6 separate regions of the Homo sapiens genome follow, and all the other regions are linked to region 3. The links are chromatin loops, found by intact Hi-C in ENCODE. Cell type or tissue: heart right ventricle. All regions are shown on one strand. Region 1 holds the start of LOC105375230 (a long non-coding RNA gene). Region 2 has its middle 170 kb from the start of HERPUD2. Region 3 holds the start of TBX20 (T-box transcription factor 20). Region 4 has its middle 160 kb from the start of HERPUD2. Region 5 has its middle 170 kb from the start of TBX20. Region 6 has its middle 160 kb from the start of TBX20.

What was found. A loop is a pair of places that touch in the nucleus more often than their neighbours do. Peaks named below come from ENCODE experiments on the same cell type or tissue, not always from the same donor. Only the 100,000 strongest peaks of a DNase experiment are listed, where the experiment ranks them.
Region 1: a loop joins it to region 3, with 4 times the contacts of the local background. A loop is called at or near these places in 17 of 110 quality-filtered maps.
Region 2: it touches region 3 in a loop (2.5-fold over the local background); 9 of 110 quality-filtered maps call a loop at or near these places.
Region 4: it touches region 3 in a loop (2.4-fold over the local background); 8 of 110 quality-filtered maps call a loop at or near these places.
Region 5: it touches region 3 in a loop (3-fold over the local background); 23 of 110 quality-filtered maps call a loop at or near these places.
Region 6: a loop joins it to region 3, with 3 times the contacts of the local background. A loop is called at or near these places in 24 of 110 quality-filtered maps.

Annotation. Positions count from the first base shown.
Region 1 is chr7:35,382,893-35,386,892 of GRCh38, forward strand. LOC105375230 (a long non-coding RNA gene) reads left to right here and starts at 2,156. Exons shown (of 3, transcript XR_927168.3): 1 at 2,156-2,594; 2 at 2,892-3,061; 3 at 3,949-4,000. RefSeq lists an enhancer at 1,810-4,000. In heart right ventricle, no CTCF peak of the experiment used is centred here; a DNase peak (open chromatin) is centred at 2,279; H3K27ac peaks cover 2,757 bases.
Region 2 is chr7:35,518,796-35,522,795 of GRCh38, forward strand. No RefSeq gene overlaps it. Among named protein-coding and RNA genes, the nearest start is that of HERPUD2, 170 kb to the right of the region's middle. In heart right ventricle, CTCF peaks have their summits at 1,628 (motif pointing left) and 1,827; a DNase peak (open chromatin) is centred at 1,576; H3K27ac peaks cover 1,045 bases.
Region 3 is chr7:35,252,005-35,256,004 of GRCh38, forward strand. It overlaps TBX20 (T-box transcription factor 20), which reads right to left and starts at 2,096. Exons shown (of 8, transcript NM_001077653.2): 1 at 1,490-2,096. The coding sequence starts at 1,616. RefSeq lists an enhancer at 1,017-1,593. In heart right ventricle, no CTCF peak of the experiment used is centred here; DNase peaks (open chromatin) are centred at 89, 2,187 and 2,790; H3K4me3 peaks cover 4,000 bases; H3K27ac peaks cover 4,000 bases; H3K27me3 peaks cover 816 bases.
Region 4 is chr7:35,536,063-35,540,062 of GRCh38, forward strand. No RefSeq gene overlaps it. Among named protein-coding and RNA genes, the nearest start is that of HERPUD2, 160 kb to the right of the region's middle. RefSeq lists a silencer at 1,481-1,550. In heart right ventricle, CTCF peaks have their summits at 1,542 (motif pointing left) and 1,754; a DNase peak (open chromatin) is centred at 1,549; H3K4me3 peaks cover 570 bases; H3K27me3 peaks cover 289 bases.
Region 5 is chr7:35,422,832-35,426,831 of GRCh38, forward strand. No RefSeq gene overlaps it. Among named protein-coding and RNA genes, the nearest start is that of TBX20, 170 kb to the left of the region's middle. In heart right ventricle, CTCF peaks have their summits at 2,237 (motif pointing right) and 2,441; a DNase peak (open chromatin) is centred at 2,244; H3K27ac peaks cover 403 bases.
Region 6 is chr7:35,413,949-35,417,948 of GRCh38, forward strand. No RefSeq gene overlaps it. Among named protein-coding and RNA genes, the nearest start is that of TBX20, 160 kb to the left of the region's middle. RefSeq lists an enhancer at 1,242-2,660. In heart right ventricle, no CTCF peak of the experiment used is centred here; a DNase peak (open chromatin) is centred at 1,713; H3K27ac peaks cover 3,799 bases.

The DNA of each region.
Region 1 (4,000 bases), 130 kb after region 3:
TTAAGCTATACAAATTTAAAAATAGAATAAAAGAAAGGAAAATTTAATAAAGATCAAGGCAGAAATTAATAATTTTAGAATAATAAAGTTGAGAAATAATTCTGAGCTGATTATTTGAAAAGACCAACAAATATTTAAAAACCTAATTTTTAAAAAATTAAATAAATAACATTAAAAATGGGAAACATAATATAATTATAGATTTTTCAAATTTTAAGTATACACTTGATCATAATACCTCACAACTGGTTAATGATTTGGAAAGATCAATGCTACATCCTTAGTGATAACAAATTCTAAATTAATTTCAGATAAAGTATAAGAATAAAGCATATGTAAACATTTATATTACCTTACAGTAGAAAATAGTCTATAAATCTGGTATCAAAAGCAGCAACCATAAAGAAAATAATTGATCGACTGCCTCACATTAAAACTTCTATACAGGGGGAAAAACCCTAAAAGGTAAATGACAAATTAAGAAAATATTTCTAATATATGTGATAAAATATTAAAGACTAATATATAAAATATATGACTAAAACAATAAATAGTAAAATTGATAAAATTGTCATCTCAAAAGTCAAATGCAAAAATTTAAAATATTTGAGGCTTTTTAGTTGTAGCAGATATATTCATTCAACATATACCTATTTAAATATATATCATATATATGACATATTTTTTCAGCTATTGAATTGGAAAACATTAAAGAATAACATCACTCTTTAATATAAACTCTCTGGAGTGTAGTGGGGTTATGTATCAAAAAGTCATAAGACGTATACATAATTCTACTAGAATTACACTTCTAGGAATTATCCTAAGGAGATAATCTGAGAAACATGTAAATATTTAGTTACAAAGATGCTTGCCATGTTTTTGTAAAAATGATATCCCCAAATTGGGAACAGAACACTGATTTTTGGCAACAGGAGATTGGTAAACTTAATTATGAATCCTCTATTTGATGGACTGCTATATAATCAATAAAACTTATGTGGTACATCTATATTTGTTAACCTTGAAAGATGCCAACAATATGTTCAGTGAAAACAGCACACTACACTCTAAACAGCAATAACTCATTTTTGAAAAATATGTGTATGTCTACACATGTGTAGACATGTACATATGTATTTTCTTTCAGACATTTCCATTACTGATTGGTGAGATTGGAAGCACTTTGTTTGTCTTTTAAGTTTTCCACCCTGAAATATGATGTGTTATTTTTTATAGGAGAGAAGACAGAAAACATTAAATAAAACCTATTACAACAATTTTTAAAGTATAGGCATTGGCTACAGTAGAGCTACATACTTCTACCATTGTATTCTATCACACATGTTTTACATACATCAATTTACATGTTCCTTTTGTCTCTGTAGCTATAATTCCCTTGAGGACAAGCACTGTTACTATCTTTGTATGCCTAGCACCTCACCTAGTGTTTTATACATTGTGAACATCATTAAATGTTGGTATGTTAACAGGAAAAAAAAATGAAGGCAGGGAGGGAGGAAAGGGGAGAGAAGAAATGAAGGGGAGAAAGAGTGGAAGGGAGGAAGAGGAAAAGAGGGAGGAAGAAAAGGAGGAAGAGAGGAAGAGAGAGAGATGGAGGGATGGAGAAAGAGAAGGAGGGAAGAGAGAAGAAAGAGGAAAAGAGGAAGGAAGAGAGGGAGAGAAAAGAAGAGTAAATAAAGGGAAAAGGAAGAAAGGCAAGGGGGGAAGAAAATTTGGTTATAGGCATCATTTCTGCACAAATACATTTTTATTTCCTGGAATTGAAACCAAAATCCCAACCACAGCTGCCTCCTATGCCCAGTCCACATGTCTGCCATGTTGCTCTGTTTCGGATACCTGGTAATGCTGTCGGATACAACAGTGTTTTAGGGCTCCAGCCAGTAAGATCCTGTCTAAGAAAACATTTTCCCACAAGGTATCCTGCCCTTCGCAGATATTTGCTAACACATCAACAGCTGGAGCACTGCATAACACAGTTTCTCAATCATTAGCAGACATTACCTAATTGATAAGGGCGTCCTTCTAAGCAGCCTGTTCCCAGTTCTGTGTGACACACAATCAAACTCTATTCCCTTTCCCTGTGACATCAACATTCTTGGCTGAGCCATTGGAGGGGAACTCCTTTTCCACCCAAGATAAACTGGAATCTGGGGCTAGAAGCATTCCCCTAGGGTCCCCACAGCCACATTCTCCCACAAACTCCCACCTCCTCAGTCCCCAGAGTGCTTGATTCCAGCCATGTGGCTGCTCCTCAGGCCTTGCTGAGGTTGACGGCGGTGCAGCTGTAGCTCTTCACCAGCTCCCTGTGACAGCGGGAAACAGATTGGAAGCACCAGGCATCTGGTGTCAATGGACGTGCACACATGAACCGCTGAGGCTGGGATCATCTCTCCCTCTCTCTTCTCTTGTGACTCCCCCTACAAAACTGTACATCAACATTGAAATTGTCCATCTGGTCTTTCCTGGCAATAGGCTCCTTGTGATAACATATTTCATTAACAGTGCTTGGAGATGGCCTGTGAACCCAGGAAGCAAAGGACCCTGGCCACTGATGGCCAGCTCAGGCCAAGGTGCGGACAGATGCTCAGGAAGAGCCCAGATGGCAGGAAAGAGCCTGAAATGAGGCTCTAGGCAAGCCCATCTCCTGCCTCGTCCAGTGCCCACTGACCCACCCAATAGGTGTTGAGTTTCCTTGGCATGCCCTGCAAATATGATTGCAAAGGAAATTTTTGCTACCAAATTGGTCCCTACCCCTGAGATTAGAGGAAAGACACATAATCAGTAGGCGAGAGTACACAGAAGTTTGTTGTCTGTGAGCCTTTTTCTTAATAAATGAAAGGTTGATTTATCTTATCTTTGTCTTACAGCATAATGGGGAATTTGGACAAATAGACCCAGCTTCAAACACTGGCTCTGCCCCTGCTGGCTTTATAACTTTGGGCAAATTTGTCTCTCTCAGCTTCTATTTTCTCATGTGGCCTTTGTGAGGATATAATAAGAAAACCTACATAAATCCCCAGTCTGGAGTAGGTTCTTGGTAAGTGCAAGCTTTTTAAAAAAATCAATGTGCATGAAGATGTATAGATATATACGTCTAGATGGCCAGTTTTCCCCCTTCGTTGGCATTACCTTCCCATTCCGTGTGGTTATTAGCAGAGCTGTCTGAAATCCAAAGCAATGCAAACGGCGCCCAGTGTCATCTCATCCAGCAATAGGCCTCTCACAGGTGAGGAGCTTGAGGCCTATAGAGGGACAGTGAGGGTACAACTGGATGCTCAGGGTCTTGGCCCCAAGCCTCATCATTTGCTATGTATGTCTGGCTGCACCCCATGTTGGTGGAGTTGGGTAACTGGGCATGGACCTGCTCTCAGCTCTCCTCCATGAGGGGGACGCCACAGTGTCAAATCGGCCCCCATCCTGCCTAGGCTGTAGAGCATTCACACTTGGCCTCTTGAGGGTTCAAAAAAATTTCTCCATATTTCCCTAGTTTCCTGTTCTCATCAAAGTTTGGCCTCCACTAGAGTGTTGAGCCTAAGATTTTTGCTAAAATAGCCCTCTGTGGAAAGACGCCATGGGTCTGAAAGAAGCCCCCATGCCCTTTGACTTGTAGCTGAGTGGCTGCACACTGGCAGGCTTTGGGTCCTGGCTGGTGAATGGGTTCAACAGCCATATTCCATACCTTCACCACTACGGGGCCTGGTCACTGGGTGGGGTCAGGGGCCACCTCCATCACCGTTAGTGGCCAAGGGAGACCATGCTGGTTTCTGACCCCCCACCATCCCCCACCCCCTGTAAAGTGCAGAGGGTACCTGGGCTGGTCTGCCTTGTTTCAGTTTTTCCGTCTGACCCTGCAGGGTCTCCTAATCCTGGGAGGCCTTTGGCATTCACCCTCCTCCCTCAGGAGTACTGTCTCTTTCCTTCTAGGTGGGAAGGAATGATTGTAAGGACCTCTTCCAGTTCCAACCTCATGGGATTC
Region 2 (4,000 bases), 270 kb after region 3:
TTTAATAATTCCCACAAAAGAAAACCCATGCAAATGAAGACAATGAATATGAGAAGGATCCCAGAGGTGAGGTTCATGATGGTTTGGGGAAGAAAAATATTCAGGAGAAAGAGGGGCTATTTGGCTGAGAACTGAAAAAATTATCTGCATAGCCTGTCCACATTAATCAAATTTGCCAGATAATTGCTAGCCCTACTCCACAGAGCCTGTTAAGCATTCACTTTCACAGCTGTATCCTAAATTTAGCTCTGACTTCTGATAACTGAGACACTACTTTGGGTTTATTTTCTGAGCTGCTTCTGGCGAGCATCCAAGGCTCCGACACCCTCAGGGGTTGTGAAAAGAGACCACCTGAGTTCTGTCACCCCAGGACTGGCTTCCACGCCTAATGCTTCAGAGCCCCACAGAGAATGTGAGTGGCCACACTTGCCTGTGGCTAGTGGAGATGCCAAGAACTGGCTTATCCAACTACACAGATGGTTTGGAGCACTGATGGTGTATTTAGTCCATACTGTTAGTTCTAATTAATCCTCCATAAGAAATTCTTATTTTATGGAAGAGGTGATCAGAACTCAAAAATGTTCAACAACTTGGCCAAGGCTAAACCGCCAGGAAGTGGCACTGCTGGGATTTTTCCCTGGGTCTCCTGCATTTCTTTCGTACATCTCTACAGGCTGTTGCAGTGAAATAAATCTGAATTACCTCCCTACTAAAACGCTCTCAATAATTCTCTAGTAGGATGTATTGAAAACACAGCAAGATACAAAGTAAGGGGCTTATGGGCTGACAAGTTTAAATCTTGCAAACTGAAGCAAGTTACCCTATCACTTTGTTCCTCAGTCTTCTCATTTGTGAAGTGGAGATTGTATCTATGCAGAAGATGACATAAAGAATATATTAGTAACATATAAAAGAATCTAGCCCTGTGCCTGGCACAGATAAGGCACCCAATAAATGGGATTTTCTTTTTTCCAAACTTTAGGTGGATTGGGCAATTTCCACAAAATTGTGTTGGGCAAGCCACACACACACACACACACACACACACACCCCTTATGATCCCTGGCCACTCGGCAGAGTTGCCAAAGGTGGGCAGCCTCTGCCACACCCTTCTTTCACCCCAGAAAAGGAAAGAAGCCCCAGCTTCTTGTCCCAAACCTCAGAAATCTTGTAGACATCACCTCCAGGAGTTTTATTCCACAGAATACCGTTTGATTTGGTATGAGCAGGTCCTGAGTTCATAAAATTCCGAGTTAAGCAAAGTTAACCAGATTTCTTCCTACAGAACTTCTCAGAGCTTTTAAACGTTTTGTGATGCTCCAAAGAGAGCACAGAGTCTACAGCTTTACCCAGAGTTACTTCACCTCGGTGCATCTCTGTTGAGGTTAGACCATGCCACCCATCAGGACATCCCACCAAGTGGACCTTTTCCGGCCTCCCCTTATTTAAATGTCCATGGCTTACCCTTCTGCATGAATAGCATCCACTAACACTTAGGCCAGTGAGGTTTGGAGCTACATTTCACAGCCCCTGGCTCAAACTCCAGTAGAACTACCACGGGAGCCGAAAGACTTGGCAGCCGCTTCCGGAGACAAGGCGATAATAGGGAGGTAGAGCCATCTACAGGAGATGTTTGGTACTGCACAACAAGAGCTGCGAGGAGCGGGTGAGCAAAGGAACTGAAAGATGATTACAGGACATTCTACACCAAAAGTTTGGAAGCTCTTTATTAGAGCAACTGAAACTTCACAATGATTTCCCAGATATGTATTTTGTGTAGTATTTGGAACAACAGGTATTTCTCCAAAAAAAGTTAGGGCAATAGCATTTATGTCATAAGAACTCTGTCTGTTGGACCACATTTTGTGATAAAAAACAAAATGAGAAGCACGTTAATGTGCTTAGTAACAGATGTGCACAAATGTGTTCATGTTGATGAGAAGTCTCTCACAGAGCTCTCAGGGGTGAGGGTGAAGAGCAATGTGCTGGGGCAGATCCCTCCCGGCTCCTCTTGTTGCAAGGAATGAGGAGCCTGCCTTCACCCAACATCCAACACTATTCACCAGAGGCCTGGTACATACCAGACACTATGATACATGCCAGGTATAGCATGATGAGGATGACAGACCGTCCCCTGTTCCCAGCAACCCACAAGAGTGGGAGCAGCATTTCCAAGTATGAAAAATCTCAAAGATCATCTTATGAGGAATTCTGATTAAGAGGTTGTCTTAGTCCATTTTCTGTTGCTTATAACTCAGTGCCTGAAACTGGGGAACTTATAAGGAAAAGAAATGTATTTCTTACAGTTATGGAAGCTGAGGATTCTCAGACTGAGGGGCCTCATCTGGCGAGTATTCTTGCTGATGGGGACTCTCTGAAGAATCCCCGGATGGTGCCAGCTGTTACATGCTGGGGGGCTGAGCATGCTGATGTGCTAACTCAGGTCTCTCTTCCTCTCATTATAAAGCCACTAGTTCTCCTCCCACGATAACCCATTAATCCATTAACCCATTAATTCATTAACCCATGAATGGATTAATTCACTCATGACCCAATTGCCTCTTAAATGTCCCACCTCTCAATACTGCCCCACTGGGGACTGAGTTTCAACATGAGTTTTGGAAGGGAGAAACATTCCATTCGTAACAGAGGTCTTTCCAGATTTAAAGTTGAATTTTCCAACAAGAAGCAAAGGGGCCTGTTGCCTTCTGTTATGAGGGATAGTTGTACCCAAAGTAGTTATCATTTGTCTTTTCCAACAACTCAGCAGAAGGTGGGATCAGTGCCTTCTGAACACTTCCCATCTGAGAATATTTGTAGAGAAATTTAGTCTATTTCTATAAGAACATTTTCTCTAAGCCATTTGTGCATTTAAGACAAACTTCAATTATCTTGATGATTGATAGTTTATAATTAAATAAGTTAATAAAGGTTACAGTATTATCTGGAAATCCAAATATGAAGAATCTCAAAATGGTACTTATCATTTGGAGGGCTCTTAACCCATTCTATGCCTTGTTTTGTTTTCTTTCTTCTTTTACATCTATTTTGTGTTCCCACTATGACATATTTTATTTTTCTGTATAAGTTATCTTAAATCCTTTATAGAATAAATAAATAAAATATATGTTTTAATATTAAAACCTATTGTCAGAAGAGGGGCTTACTTGTATTATCTTGGATCATCTAGCTGAAGAATCTACAGAAAAACCTTGAATTCCAGCATTCTTATGTAGCCAGATCAACGGTAACACAGATACAGCCAAATAAAAGCTGGAAAGAACATTCAAATCCCAAAACCTCAAAGCACCACTTATTCCTGTAGTTGTGGAAAAGCAACATGGCTCTTAGTGTCAAAAGCCATAAAACTCACAAGATGACTTTGGCTCTAAAACAAGACAATTACAGACGACAAGACACTTTCTGGAGAAAAACGTTCAAGTCTAAATATCTTTTACCATTCATAAATGGAAGTCAGAAGAGTGGTTACCTTGGAGCTGGGGTGATAGATTGGAAAGGGGCATGAGGAAAACTTCTGGAATGCTCAGCTGTCCCATAGCTCAATCTGAGTGGTGGTTGCACAAGTGATGACTTAGTTTACAATCCAGTACTTAAGACTGGCACAACTGACATACTTTTACTATGTTATGTCTTGATTAAATTTATAATAATTAGATTTACTGTGTTACGCCTTAATAAAATTAAACGTGCTTTACTATATTATACCTTAATATGTATTAAGTTAATACATATTTATGTAGGATTTTAATTTCAGGAAACTTATTGAATCATAAGATAACCCAAAGAGAATTTTTAAGGGATTAAAATTCATTCATTATATTCTACATATAATCTATTTGCCAAAATAGGAAAATGAATACATGTTTTTTAAAAGTGTCCACTGAGACTAAGGATTAAAACCAAAGTGTGTCCTGCTTGGAAAGAATCAGCACATCTTGCCCCAAGTGAGGATCCCTCACAGACAGCCTAAGACTCTGCT
Region 3 (4,000 bases):
GGCTTTAAAGTTCAAGATTTAGAATTTTCGATATAAGGTGGCTTTTCTCAGAAAAATAAAGAGAGAAGGAAGCAATGTTGAAATGACAGTGCAGCTGGGGCTGGCATGTTTCCCAATTTGCTGTCTACACTTCTGTCGGGAATCCTCTTTTCCTGCTATGTAACAAGCTGAGATGTTTACAAAGAATTCAGGGGCCCCTAAACAGCAATGTATAATGTTGAGAAGTCGCACAATATAACTTTGAAATTGTTAGTTATATTTTTCTAAACAATTGGATTTTGTTTGATTGATTGTCTCCATTCTTTGGCAGGTTTAGATTTAGATGGGAGGTGGGTGGGAAGAACCAGGGGAAGGGGGTGAAAACTTAGAGGACAGATTTTTTTTTTTTTTTGACATTCTGTTTTCTACAGATCTACTAGTTTCTTTTTCCTTGGTTTCAAGTAGCTACAGGAATTTTACTTCTCTCATCTTTAAGCCCAAACACCTTATTTTTGATCTCTAACACTTCCTTTTTTTCATGTTATCATTATTTTGGATGTGATATGTTAAGTGTGGGAAGGACAGAGAGAAGAAAGGAAAAATTGGGGAGGGTTAAAAAAGAAAAATTAACTTAAGTTTGCTATCTGATTTTCACATTGTAGTGATACCAGACGATCAGGCTGTGTAACAATTATTTCCTGGGGATCCACGAGGCAATGATGAGAACACTTCTTTTTCCCTCAGTTGTAAAGAGATTCTTAAATATTTATCTTGGGGTGGTTCTTTTCCATGTAATTCACTAGTGTTAAGAAGAACATAATCCCTGTTCTCCCTTTACTCCTAGCCTAGTGTCTTCTATAAATGGTAAAGGTTGTTAAACAAACAACATAACTAAAAGTAGAGGAATTTGAGAAATGGTTACTGGTTAGTGTTTTTGCCAACCTCAACTGAAAATGACGACAGTTATAAAATGATGTCTTGGTGATAAGTCTAGAGCTTCAGTGAATAAAATGGTTCGTGTAGGGAGAACTGGCTTATTCTGCTTTACAGTGGTTTCAAAGAGCTTGCTCTGTTTTGTCTATTCAAGTCAGAGGAAAACCAAAATTAAACTGGTTTCTTATGAAGTCCTTTAGCGTCTCCGTTTCAAACGCACAAGCAGGTGTTACATGCACAGTAAATCCTGTTGAGCCTTAAAAGGGGTTTTATTATTATTTTTCCATGAATGTTTTTAACCCAACAAACATACACACACACCATATGTCTGATCTGATATATGGATTCTAGACAACTTAGGAGACCGACGGGCCCAGATATAAGATGCACATTCACAGCATTCAACAGACTGAAGCCTCCAAAGAAAACTTGGACCCAAAAGAAAAAGATCTCCCACCCGCGATGTATGGCTCATGGCTTGAGCATCAGACGTTGCTGCGAGCCGCCTGCAGCCAGGGGCACAGACGGATGCGCAGCATCCCCAGTCCTCGGCGGACAGCCGGGTAGCCCAACTTACCCAGGGGTTTGATTGTGTTCTCCGTCGCCTCCTTCTCCTTAGAGCCGCCGCTCGACATGAGCGCGGCAATGGAGAAGGCGTTGGCCCGAGAGGAGAGTTGGGGCTTGGGGGACGCCGTGAACTCCATGGTCCCCAGCACGCGGTCCTGGCCAGGGACGGGGTCGTCCGAACTGCCGTCCAGATTCCCCAAGGGAGACAAAGACCCGAAACACAGCTCAAAGTTTCCGAGAGCAGTCACAGCGGGGCCAGGGACTCCAGAAGTGTCAGCTCCAACGACTCCAGAGCTGCACACTGGCCTCTATTCCCCACCGCAAAGCCCCAGAGCCGCAGAGACTTCGAAGGCAGCCGGAGAGGAGAGGGCCCACCGAGCACTACGGCGGGTGCGCACGCCCCGGGGCGCTCGGCAGGACGACAGTCTGCACAGCCCGAAGGCGGAAACGAGCATCAACTGCACAAAGTCCTGGGGTCCTGGAGCATCCCCTCCGCGTCCTTCCTCCCTCTGGGGCTGGGGACAGCCGGGATGTCCCAGGCTGAGGTGGCCACCAGCCGAGCGCGGCTGCTAGGACGCTGGCGTGGGGAGCGCGGCGCGGAACTACGGACAGTGAGCCCTGGCGCTCGCTGCCCTGCGCCTTAATTTGCTGGCGGCGGCGATCCCGGAGGCCCGCAGCCAGTCAGCGCCGTCTCACGTCACCGCTTCCTGATTCCGCCGCCGGGGGCGGGGCCGCGGGCCGGGCGCGGAGGGCGCGCCCAGGGTGCGGCGCCCGCGTGGCCTGTCGCCCCGGCTGTTCGGTACCCCAGCACAGGTTCAGGGAAAAGGGTGCCACCACTAGGCTGACGCAGCAGCCATGGACATCCCCACCTGGTCTCACAGCCCCGGGCGGGAGGGCGGTGCGCGCTGTCGGGAGAGGACACATCACCGCGGCCTAACGCCCGAGATCCGGGCATGGCCCAGTTGGGGAAGCTATGACCAGACCAGTGGAAGCCTCGGGAGTTCTCGCTTTTTCCATTCTTTTTCTTACCTGCGCTCAAAGTTCCAAAAGAAAGTAGGGAAGCGCTCAGTAGAATCCGGCGCCTCTGAGCCGGCGCCAACTGGCCAGGTCCATACTCGGGGCAGATCCCAGGGCTGGGACTCTCATTCGATGGTCCCAAATTTGATCTCTTTGACAGTGGGGCTGAGCAAATGCAGCCCTGAAAAAGATAAGCTTAGCGAGAGCTGCGGGCATTTGGCAAAGGATGCTGCTCTCAGAACCGTGGCTTCTGCTCCTCACCAGTGCGTCTCTAGCCTGGGGCTCCTATTTTCCCTAGAGGGACCCTGGAAAATGGGACGGCTGCCGAAGAGAAGGCGAAGGTCAGGGCGCGGAGCTCTACGGTAACCACGCGACGCGTAGTGGGAGAGTGCGAACCTTATGGTAGCGCCCGGACTAAGCGGACACAGACCCCTCTGGTTTTACAAAGGCGGCTGTGACGAGGACTTCCCACGGCCTTGTTGGAGGGCGTCCTGTTAGCCCTGCTCAGCCTGAATAACTCAAATTCTCCGAATTCGCAGGGTAATCCGCTTCGCTTGGAGCCGTGTAAACTCAGGCTGACATACACACTCAAGCTGTATATGTAAATATTTGTTCTCTTTTCCAGCCAGTCGGTCTGGCTATTAGAAGCCTCTTCGTGGGTCTTAAAATTAAAATAATAATAATAATTTTTAAAACTCCAACTTTTCACTGCACCACCCCCTACTCCTGAAATAAATTTGTGAGGGAAAACGGCAAGTTAAAATAGCTGTCGAAAACGTTTGTGTGAACAAAATGATGACATCTGGAAGAGTCGTGATTTCAGCCTGTCTTGGTCATCGTGTGTCAATAGTTTTTAACAAGGTGCTGGATGAAGGTGACTAAAAAATGCATTCTCATATCACTATCGAAGTTCGAAGTGTCGATTTATAAATGTTTGAGGAAATTCGTAAAACCATAGACTTTGGTGCTGGAAGGAATTTACGCTGTCTTCTAGCCGGTCTCCATGTGCGTTTGAGAGAGAAAAACAGGGCCCGACGTGGCAGAGCGCGCATCTCCCCCCAGTCCACCTCAGCGGCTAGAAGCAGACGGAAGGGCAGGACTCACACTCCGGGCCCCGACCCTCATCAGCCCCTGGCCCTGCAGCTGTGGCTGGGCTGTTAGCTGAAGAGCCAGAGTAGAGTTAACGACGGCTGGCAAGCAGAGGGCTTTCAGATTAAACCGCAGGATGCATCTGAGGATCCGTTTCTATTCTTAAATTTTTTGCTGGTTTTGGACAACCCAGACCCAATCCAGACCCCTTTTTTGGTTATTAAAGTCCCCCGCCCCAACCTGTCTCTCCCCAGACACACCTTCTCAATGTAAGTGACATTTCTTTGTATTGAGTGGAAGGCACACACTGATTCCTTTCCTATATCAAATGCTTAGGATTTGTCCAGAAAGAAAGATTTCCCTCAAGAAGTGGGGATTTTGGAAGGTCGGGGAATGTTATGGTTAGTCTAGACCT
Region 4 (4,000 bases), 280 kb after region 3:
AGCTGCTTGATTAGCTCCTATACACCATGCACCTGGTCGGAAGCCATCCCAAGTACCATCTCTTCTAATCCTCACAGCATATGGGGACACCATGGTCTTGAGTGGTGGGTCTGGTTGTACCCATCTCCCCTGCTGGGCCCCCAGGGGGCCTCTCCAATGTAAGGGTAAAGAGTCCAGGCAAGAAGCTGGGTTTCCATTTCTGTTTGGAGACACCACTGGGTGGGCCAAGTTCTGAGGCCCACCAAGGACTGACAGCACCAGCCAGGGGCTCCCCTCCAACCTCCACCCCAAGACACACAGGAGCTTGATTCTATTTCACCAACCAAGGGCTCCTCCTACCCAAATCCACGTTCTAGTTACAGATAGCAGAGTCCACTAGAGGGTCATGAATCACTCCTATTATTTGCAGTTCTGAAACCAATCAGTCTAAAAGGTCAGCCATCCCTCGCATTGAGCACACTCTCATAGTTAGGCCACAGCAACCTGGGGACTCTGGCCCTGGCCCTTTGACCTGCCGCAGTGACTGCCTGTGTGCCAGTGGGAGATGGGACACAGAACAACCTTCTAGACAACAGGGCGCTGCTCCCAGTGGCTGCACGGCCCAAACCCATGACTGAAATCAGAAGAGAAGCCAAGTCCAGGACAAGAAATCCTCCCTATTGCCAAGCCAAACACGACGTCGTGGCAGCTAAGGCCTCGGCAGCACCTTCCCAAACTGTGGAGAAGGAAGCAGAGCCGCTCTCTCCCGTGAGATGTCAGACTCTCCCAGGCCACCAAAGGAAAGTCTAGTGGGTGGCACCTTCCCTGCACACCCCGGAGTAAGGGTGGGAACTGCTCATATCCTGGCATGAGTGAATGAGTGAGTGAATGAATGATACTCATTGATCTCTGCTCTGAACTAGGCACTGGGAAGGGGCCTTTTACAGGCTGCCTCAGTAAATCCTCACCGCAAAGTAGATGTAGTCTGGCCCCAAACAAGGCCCAAGGAGGCTGGCTAACCTGCCCATGTCACTCCGATAAGGGGCACATGACAGCCGGGGACCTGCAGGATATGTTAAGGGCCCTAGGCCAAGTGAACCCCCAGAAGGCCAAGGTCATTTCCTCCCAGCCACCGCCTTCTGAACTGGAGGACTGAGACACACCTGGAAAACAAAGCCCACAGACACACCCAAACCCCGAAGGAGAAAGAAGTGCGGACTGGGGACCTGCTTTCAGGACCGCCCAGGCTGACTCTGGGCCCGCGGCAGGGCGGGGCGGGGGGCGGGGGGGCGGAGTTGGGGGATAGGACTCGAGCACCCCCCGGGGCAGAGCATTGCCGGGTGAGCCGCATCCCTGCCTGGAACATATGAGAGGTGCGGGGTGTAGGGGAAGTGGGAGCACGCGGGGGGTCTGGGGAGGGGACAGACCGAAGGCAGAGACCACCGCGACAGACACCTATCGAACTTCACGCTAAGGACTGCTCGTTTTACTGATCCGGACTCAGCCCTTAGCGCTGGGCGGTACCACGCGCCGCCAGTGCGGATCATCTGGGCACTGGCGCCACCTAGTGCTGGCAGCGCGGCAATGGCCCTTTTACCGACTCGCGCGTCTATAGTGCGGCCTCACACAACCTCTGCGGAGTCCATGAGCCCTGGAGAGCACAAGTGGTTTGTTTAAGGATAGGGCAGAAATGGGCCAGGAGCTCAGCCTCCTAATCACCAGTCCTGGGGCCCCTACGGAGCACCTTGGTTCTCAACTGTGTGTGGGCTGCAACACAAGGGACAGGACCTTCCCAGACCAGAGCCACAGTTGCAGGCAGATGGTCTGCTCCCTCCCTCGGCCACCAGCTGTGCCCTCCTTTCATCTTATGAAAAATGTATCCCTAGGTTACAATTGAAAAGAAAATAAAACTTCCAGCAGTATCAGAAATCACAAGCCCTAACTGCAGTTGACACAACTAAATAAGGTTTCAGCAGTAAGATTGCTCCCTGAGGCCTCCGCAAGTCTAAAAATCTGCAAATCATGCACATCCCTGAACTTCTCATTTCACCCTCTTTACCCCTTATTCTGGAACGATGAAGGGGAAACACATGTGCATGGGTGCAATTATCATACAGCAATCTTTGCCTATGTGCTAATTTATAAGACAAGTGAATTGTCCACAAACCGTTGGTCCTTTAGCAATTACTAATGACCAATTGCCAATGGGCCAACACGTTGCCGAGCTGTTGTTCCGGAAGGTGGAAGCTCCCTGCTCTATGCCATGCGGCCCTCTCCTACAATGAGAACCATCAGGCAACCATCCACCCAAGCCTAGGCTCTCAGAACTTGCCTTAGAAGTCACTGCTTGACAGCCATCCTTTCCATAGGAAGGTGAACTGCGATTCCAACCAGTCAGCACATACTCCCTCCGTGGGAACAGACAGCTTGAATCCAGGCAGAGGAACAAGCTTTTGCTGTGCTGTGGTTCTCTGTTGAGGCTAGAGAGACTGGAATGCTCTTTCCCTAGATTTGCCCTCAATCTTCAAGGCCAGCGCCTCCAAGACATCTTCCCTGGCTCGCCCCTGCACAGCATGGTGGCCCCCCCAACCTCTCCTTCCTCCCACAGCACCCTGTAGTAAAATTCAAACAAAGCTTTCTGCTGAAACCTTCGCATGGCTTTCATTGCTCTGACAGAAACCAAAGCCACCCCCGCGGCCCTTCCTGGTCTGGTCTTGCCTCCCAGCCCCTCCCTCACTCCACGGCCTCTTTTCTTCTGCTCTCCAGCCCACCCACCTCCGCTCGGACCCTCGGTTTCACCTCCAAAGAGTCTAGTACACTCTGAGCCCTCAGCCTGAAATGCTCTTCCCTCCTCTGTCCGCCTGGTCACATCTCCTTGGGGAAGCCCTCCCCGACCTCCTTAAAGGGCCAGATCACCCTGTTGGAGGTTCTTTGGGCACCTTCATGGCACATGTTCATGTTCTTACTTGGCCAACATAAGCCCTGCCAGGGTTGAACATTCCAGGTTGGGTTTTGTTCATCTTCTACCCCACAGTTGCTGTGGCATTCCACAAGAATAATAGCCATGTTTATGGGGTACCTGCTCTGAGTTGAACCTTGTGGAAGTGCTTTAACCATGTCCTCTCCCTCATCTCAGAGCAACTGTAAAAGGGAGATCACCCACATTTCACAAAGGAAGACAAAGGGGATGAGTCACAGCTCACAGCTGTGAAGAAGCGGGGCTGGGATTTGAACCCAGGGGTTTCTGATGGCAAAGCCTGTACTCCTAGCTACTACTCTATATACCCTGCCTGTCCATTATAGCACCTGCCTCACCAGTACACTGTACTTACAACACCTCCCTCCAGGGAGCTCCCACCAGACAGAGCCCCTCACACCCTCTGTCCCATCCCCTACACTCTGCACATCACTCAGTGGCTGACACGGTAGAGATTCAGTATATGTCTGTTTGTTGAAACCAGGCCCGATAATATGAAAGCAAGGTTCTTTCTACACAGATGAATAGACTGAATGGCCAAAAACATCATTTGCCAAAGGTATTCTGGGAACAGCACTGTCTTGGGATGTTAATAAATGTGCGTCAAACGTGGGCTTCTATCAGCAGATAAAGGTGAGGAGGTAATCACAGTGAACAGACATCCACAGAGGCCCTGATGGTGGGGATTCTCGTCTTTCAAAGCTAATGTGTATTCAGAGCCCTGTGAGGGGGTTGGGGCAGGTGCCTTTTCCTCAAACAACCGTGATGCCAGAACCTTCTTTTCAGGGGGTCCAGTACCAGACTAGAGTCCCACAGAAACTCTAACCCACGGCACCACTTTTCCCCTCACTTTGTGAAGTGTGGGTGGCTCTGACATCTTCAGGATGGCACTGGTCCTGTGCGTGGCGATGGTAAATCTAATAAATAATTGAATATTCAATAACACTCAACTACAGGGGCTCTATCAAGTTCCAGCTTTTAAGTCTGGTTTATTCAGCCAGAAACAGCATGGCAGCTGCTTCTGCTGCCACCCTTCGTGGCATG
Region 5 (4,000 bases), 170 kb after region 3:
TGCTTTGCAACTAGAAACATGGACTGCCACAAAAGGTGACATTCAATAGTAAAAATAGTCTTGACACTCACACAGAGTACATCATCTGGCAGTCCAGGGTGAACAGTGAGTATGTCTCCGCGTGCAGTAACAATGGGTTGAAAAGTCAAAGAGTTTCAATCACACAGAAATCCTAGCAACTAGTTTGTTGTAATATGGCTAGGGGTTTTCTGGTTGGACATATTACTATGTTTAATCAAACAACTTGGAAGACAATCCAGACTGCCCTGTTATTTAAGAAAATACTCATTTGGAATATCCAAGTGATTGTTCCTAGGGCTGAGCCTATTGTTTCCCAGCTTTAACGCAGGAGTAAGTTTTTGTGTTTTATGAATCCGTAATGCCTATTGTATTGGTTTGCCAGGGCCGCCATAACAAAGTACCACTGACTGGGTGGCTTCAATAACAGAAATATATTTTCTCACAGTTCTGGAGGCTGGAAGTCCAAAACTGAGGTGCTGGCAGGGTTGATAGCTTCTGCGGCTTCTCTCCCCAGTTTGCGGTCCTAACATCGTTGCCCCTCAGTCTGTGTCCTGATCTCCTGTTCTTATGAGGACACTTGTCATATTGGATTAGAGCCCACCCATAAAACCTCATTCTACCTTAATCACCTCTTTAAAGACCCTATCTCCAAATACAGCCATATTCTGAGGTACTGGGGGTTAGGACTTCAACACAGGAATTTGGGGCAAGTGACACACATCAGCCCATAACATCCGTGTTCCTCTAAATTATTTAAATCTAAGACTGATTTGGAGAAGCTAATTTCAAAAGTTACCACTACATATGTTTATTTTGACATAAATCTTTACAGTGAAAGGATCTATTGGTTATTACATGAAAATTCCATTTCAGAAAGTGAGGTTAGACCTCTCCCTCCCCACACCCTCTATCTACCCTTGAAAGTTTGCTTTTTAAGGAACTAAAATGAGAACTAAACAGCTTTTAAAGACTGGTCTTCTCCATATCCAGTCTTCCTTGCTCATCAAGTCTGCACTAAAATCCTACTTTCACCACGAGGCCTCTCCTATCCTCCCCCAGCCACATGGGCTTTCTCCTCTTCTAAACTCTGAGAACACATTAATCATGGCTCCCTGGCAACACAAACTTCTACCTTGGAATAGAGTTTTCTGTCCACATGTTTCGTTTTCCCTGTAGATTAGATATTCCTTAAGGACTTGCCTGATTCATTTGTGGTACATACTTGTCCAGCAAGGAGGTAGCAGGGTATATCTACTGCCCTGTTCTCGTGGCTTGATATGAAGGGCCCCTTTCCAATGTTATTTTCCAAATATCCTTTCTCCAGTGCTTTATTGCCAGGCCTCTGAAATTATACTTCCCTTCTTGTCACTCCCAAATACCTCCAGCATAACCCTCATCAGACTTTCTCGGTCTTAGTCTTTCTCCTTCTTTTACAACCCCAGTGACCTTCATCAGCAATAATGAATATTGCTGAAGTCCTCTCCCTTTCTGTCTCATCCTTGGGTGGAGGGTAGAGGGAGGGTCCTTGCCCTGACAAGCAATGCAGCATACTTTTATGGATATAGGGTATATGGGAGCTCCTAGTCCCACTACAAAGCCCCAGGCTCTACAGTGGCAAATGCAGAGATCAAATGGGCCACTCCAGATAAAAGCCTCAGAGGAGATGGAATTAAGATGTGAGCCTTTGTGTTCATTGCAGTACTGTTCACAATAGCCAAGATGTGGAAACAACCTAAATGTTCACTGACAGATAAATGGACAAAGACAATGTGGTATATCCATACAACGAAATATTATTCAGCTTTAAAAAAGAAGGAAACTCTGCTATATGCAACAACATGGATGAACCAGTAGGACGTTATGCCAAGTGAAATAAGCCTGCCGCGGAAGGGAAAAAACTGCATGACTTCATTCATATTAGGTGTCTAAAGTAGTCAGATTAATAGAAACAGACAGTAAGTAGAATGGTGGTTGTCAGGGGGTGGGAGAAGGGGGAAACAGGGAGTTGCTGTTCAACTGGTATAAAATTTCAGTTATATGAGATGAATTTGTTCTAGAGATCTGCTGAACAATTTTGTGCCCATAGTTAACAATACTGTATTGTGCACTTAAAAATCTGTCAAGAGGGTAGATCTCTTGTTTAGCACTCTTACCACAATTAAAAAAAAAAAAAAAAAAAAGTAAGATGTGAGCTGGCCCACCCAGCAGAGGGCAGTGCAGTGCACACAACCAACCACTGCAGCTAGTGGCCACAGGAGGCCTGGACTGATCCTGTGGCTGAGCAACGGCACAGGTGTTTTTCCTTGAGCGGGGGAGCTGGGTGGCAATTGTTGTTTCTTTTTGTTTGATTCTACTTTGTTTTCATCTTAAAATCCTGGTTTTGTTAAAGTGAAATTTTTTTCTTAAAAATTGACACCAGCAATAAAAATGATGTGTTTCTTCCTCCAAACTTGAAGAGTGGAAGAAAATTAAAGTTCATTTGGATATGGTGCAGATTCTAATAACATATATCAGTTTACAGTTGGGCACGCTCATAGCTGTAATTTCAGCCTTTGGGAGGCCAAGGCAGATGGATCACTTGAGCCCGGGAAGCCAAGACCAGTCTGGGACACATAGTAAGACCCTGTCTCAACAAAAAACATCAAAAAAATTAGCCAGGCATGGTGGTGCACACCTGTAGTCTCAGTTACTTAGGTGGTGGAGGCACAAGAATCAACTGAGTCTGGGAGATGGAAGTTGCAGTGAGCTGAGATCTCACCACTGCACTCCAGTCTGAATGACAGAGCAAGATCCTGTCTCAAAACAAACAAGCAAAAAGCATATGTCAGCACACTAAACTATTGTTCTTTATTGACTGTCTTTAAAAAGTCTTCAATGTTTATGCTTTGAGTAGTAAAACAGAGAAGGCAGCACTCAGGTGTATCTGCACCTTCTCCTTTGAGAAAAAAATCCACAGGTGCCACACAAATAGGACATTTACTATTTCCTTTAAAATAACAAGATAGAGCAAAATAATTTGTACTCATAGGGAATCCAAGAAATTCTAATTTATTTCACAGGAATTACTGCATTTAATCTGCCCCAGCTGCCTCTGTTACTCAAGGAGCAGATATGAGATGCCTACAAAAGGCCTCAGAAATACTGAATTAGTCTATAAATGTGCTTAGCATTGAGGTGGTGAATTGTTTATAGGTGTTCAATGGAAATAAATCAAAGGGCATCAGAGAAAAAATAAGTAAGTTTTCTTGCCGATAAAAGAAAACACACCTCTCAGCTATGTCTGAGAAATCCTTTGTCAGGACAAGGGACATGCAGTAGATTACTCAGGAACTGCTGAGGTTTGTAAAAGCTAACTTCATTCCAATAGGACAAGGTGGGGCTGGTTTTCTAAGGCTAAAATGTGGGATACAGAAGAAGTACCTTTCTAGAGATTAGGTTTGTTCAGTTGAAGGGTGAAGTGGGGCATTAGGTCCTTGGGTGACAGAGTGAGGAGGAGATGACACAGAGCAGGGGAGAGACTGGAGGAGGAAAGAACAGTATTCCGCTACCTCCCCCTACCCCCTGAGGCTTTGACTGATTCCAGGGAAGTATGCACCTGATAGGAAGAGTGAACACTGCAGAGGGCGTGACAAATTATGTGAGGCTCCCATCTCTTTCCAAAGAGAGGACTCACCCTCTTTGCTCATCTCAGTGTCTTTAATATTTTCTCAATAGCCATCCACATTGATCCTAGGCAAGTAGCCTTCATGAAATGCAAATAATTAAGAAAACATGTAGTTAGCCTTCCTCCATGTTCAGGTAGTATCCATGTAGTATTTCTTATTTTACTATGGACTAAGGCTGGAGTACTTAGGTTGGATGATTGAGTGATTTTCTTTTCTATCTTGGTCTTGTTTTGTCTGTTGGAAAAGTATAATTTGTGATTATCTGCATAAAATGTCAACCTTGGGTGATGTCTGAAAAAAATGGTGAAGTTAGG
Region 6 (4,000 bases), 160 kb after region 3:
TCCTGCAAATACATATCCACCTACACATACACACACACACACACAAACATACCTACACAGAGACACACAGACAGGGACAAAGAACACTAATGTTCATTACAGAGTAATTGAGGTCCTACCTGAAAGTTATTAGGGAAAAGATAATCATTACTTTGCTTGAAACCCTGCCTGATTGCTTGTTATTGTGTGACAGCATGGTGAGGACCTCAATTTTGTGAAGAAATGTAAAATAAAGTCCAAATCTTAGTTACTGACAGCCACTAACAGCCCTTGTGAAAGTGAGAGAGCTCTGTTCTAACCCACTGTCAGGTTTAATGAGAATACGCACTCCCATCTGCTGAAGGCTTATAACATTGCAGGCCTTATGCTAAGGACTCAGTGCACTTCATCTCATGCAGTCCTCACAACAATGACACAGAAGAATGAATGTTATCACTTGGCGTTTAGGGAAAGAGAAACTAAGGCTCAGATATCAGGGCAAGTGCCCAGCTGGACAGCTCCAAACCAATGCCTCTCTCCACCATAGTGAGAGACAGAGGGGTCAGTAAGACTTCAGCTATGTTCCCTACTCTTTTAGTCTCTTTCCTAAATTAGATATAAAAATCCTGAAGGTAGAATAGAAAGCTCCATGGCCACAAGAAACATTTCCTCATTTGTTAAAAGATCAGAAGCTCTGAGCAGCAAGCAGTGCACACCCAGGCAGAGTCCATCCTGCCTGCAGAAAACCAGTTGTACCTGCAGCTCAACAACTCCAGAGAATCTCCAGCAACAGAGTTCCCCATAAACACCTGCCCCCTCCAGCCATGGGCTTGTGAAGGTGAAAGTTGTCTCATTCACCATGGCAACCTCGGTGCTGGGCACAGAGGAGGCAATAAGTATCAGACAGTTGAATGAGAAAGTGGATGGATGGACAGATGCATGGCTAAACAGACAGATGGACAGAAGGATGGAAGAATCAATTAATGGGTGCATGGATGTGACAAAGCCCAACTCAAGAGAGGGACAGAAACAAGTTCGGCTCATTTGAGTCCCAGCTCCTCATTTCTAGTCATGGACTTCTGTGTATCCTAGAACTAAGAGATGCAAAATATCGGTAAATAATAGTTAGTTTTCCCCTTCATTGTCTCTAGCCATGTGTTTCCAAGAAGTACTTTAAAAGTGACAGTAGACAAGTATTTTGTTTAGCATCCATGCAAAGAGCTTTCTAAAAAGCAACAAATTGAAAGACAGATGTTATTCCTGCCATGTAGACCTCTCCATCAGACCTTGTAGACCTTGCATACTCAGCCCCTGAATGGACATGCAGGGACCTTGAGAAAAGGCACATTTCAAGAGGGAAGCACAGAGTCTTGTCATGTCCTGGTGGGAATACAAATAAATTAATAAATTAAGCCAAGCCAGGCCTGCAAAATGCCTAGCTAGACATTCAAATACCATGGCTCCAAGCTGCTCAGCCTTATCTGCATTCTTGAAGTTTCAACAGAGCCGCTGGCAAGCTGGCTGCCAGAGCTGATCTTTTGCTGTCGGCATATGGGGTAATAACCTCCATGGATGAGGGTGTGCAGCTCCATGCATGAAGGAAGGCACGGTCTTCCTGTCCTTTTGCATGGAGCCATGACCTCATCCTGCCTCATCTCATGTCTCCAAAATGCATCCCTTAGAGGCCAATGAAGCAGGCAAGCTGGAGGTAGGAGACGTCATCGGTGAGAAAGGCTGCTTTGTTGTGAAGTGCCTTTGGGTGGGGACATCTGCCAAACTGGCCACGTGAAGCTGAGGACAGGGCCAGGGTAATCCAGAGGGAGGCAAACAAGGATACACAAACTTTTCCCACTTGCCTTGATCCTTAGAGAAGCTGTTTCCAGATGAGGCCTTTCATCGACTTCCTACTGAGAGACCTCAAGGCGCCTAAACTACATGTTCCGTGCCATATGGATCATCCAACACAAACAGTGACTGATGCTGCTTGCTCTCAGTTATCCAGGAGCTGTTAACTTAGGGTGTGGGTCAGCCAGAACCTTGGCTTCCTCTTCCCCTCCATGGCTTGGCTGTGCTTGTACCAGCCTCCATCTCTTCCTAGAGGAGACCCCTGCAAAGCTCAGCCTGGCTTCTTTTCTGTTGGCATTTGTAGGACTCTCAAAAGGCAATGTCAGGACACATCTTATCCATCATCTATTTCAATCTTTTCATTTTACAGATAACGAAAATGAGGCACAGACTGGGGGAAGTTAGTGGCAGAAATGGAGCTTTAATGTAAGCCCTAGGATCTCCAGTCCAGTGATCTTCCATCGTGTCCAGCTCCCACTTAAAACGTAAATGTGTTAGGAAAGGTTGAAATCAACAGTAAGTGGGAAGTTTAGGGACCCCTGTCTTCTTCATTCATCTATTCTTCACTCGCTATCTCTCCATTTCCTAAATATGTTGCCTGAGATGGGATTAGAGAATAGATTTCATCTTGAAGGCCAAATCTGCTCAATTGGCTGGCAGTGGCTACCTGAAGAGCTACAGAGGACATGGAGTGTCATGACCCATTGTGGATGTCTTTGTGGACAAAGGAATGGTGATGTGCAACAGCCATTCCAGGCTTGGATGTGAACACTACCATAACCCAGCCTCATCTGACGCACCTCGCTTCATATTCTGTCTCCCAAATAGGGGTCCTATATTGGAGTCTGAACCTGACTCAGCCTTCCCAGTGAGCCACAAGGGTATCTTTCTTCTGCTTCTGCATTTTCTTCTTCCATGTGTCTTCCTGCCTGGGCTGCTGTGCATGACTCTCTCCATCTCTCAAGTCAAGCCTCAAGGCCTGTGTCTCCACCCAGCCTTCAGCCCACATGGATGTCCACTGAGCTGTGACTGTACTGAACAATATGCCACCTAATGACACAACCTTGCTCAGGGACTGAGTAAGTTTGTTCCTGTTAGTCTTTTCTCCCCAGTGAAGAATGTTTTTTTGATATCTTCAAGAATAGTAGGGACACAATAAGTTTTCAATAGTTGACATTAGAGTCAATGTGAACAGTGAATTTAAAATTAATTTTTAAAAATATACATGTATATTTTGATTCAGTTAGAAGAGAAGGAGGGCTTAGAGATTTCCTCCCTCTTACCTTCTCCCTTCTCATTCATTGAACCATGACTGCCTTTCAAAATCAATCATAGTGAGATTGACATGAAGGCAGCATTTTCTAAAAATCAAACTCAAGTATAAGCCCAAGTGAATCAATTTAATATAAATTATTGGTACCTCAATAAGTTGAGAGAGATTGTTAAGCCTTCCAAGTGTCATCTTAAGCTAAGCAGATGTTAACTGTCATTTATTCTAGGATTTGGTCCTCAGAACTTAGGAAGGAAGTCAAATACAGATAACGTCCTTAAAGATTTCATTCAGTTCTTTAAATAGAAAAAACCATCATGCAAAAATTTTTACAATTTCTTCCCTCAGCAAAAACCTGCAAGCCTTTTCTTATAAAGAAAGAAAATATAATTATTATCACTGATATTATTATGAGTAAAAATAATGCCAAAGTAATTAATTATTTACCCAGAGGCTGTCTCTAAGAAAGTTGAGAATTTGTATTAGGGGATGAGGGAAGGAAGAATAAAAATTCAGGATCTTTTACTATCATTAAGGCCTCCTCACATATTTTTCCAACTGCTTTTTATTCATAGATAGGATTATTAGTATGTGTTTGCCAACAGGACCAGCCTGGCGGATAACTGAAACCCTGTCCTCTCCATCATCCACCCCCTGTCCCAACAAAGTTCCTTCATTTCCCACTTTGAGTGCCAATATTACCAGAATTTTTGAGTTCTTTTCATGGTTAGCACCTGTGCGTTCATAGACAAGTAGGGAGGCCTCTCAAACAAGTCATCTCCACTGCCCTGAGTTTGGGAAGGTTTTCCTCATGCCCACTTGGCTTTTCAGGGTCCAGTCTCTCAACACCATGAAAAGCTAGAGAGGCAAGGGGGTGGTCTCCTACCCACCCAGGGCTGGGCAGGC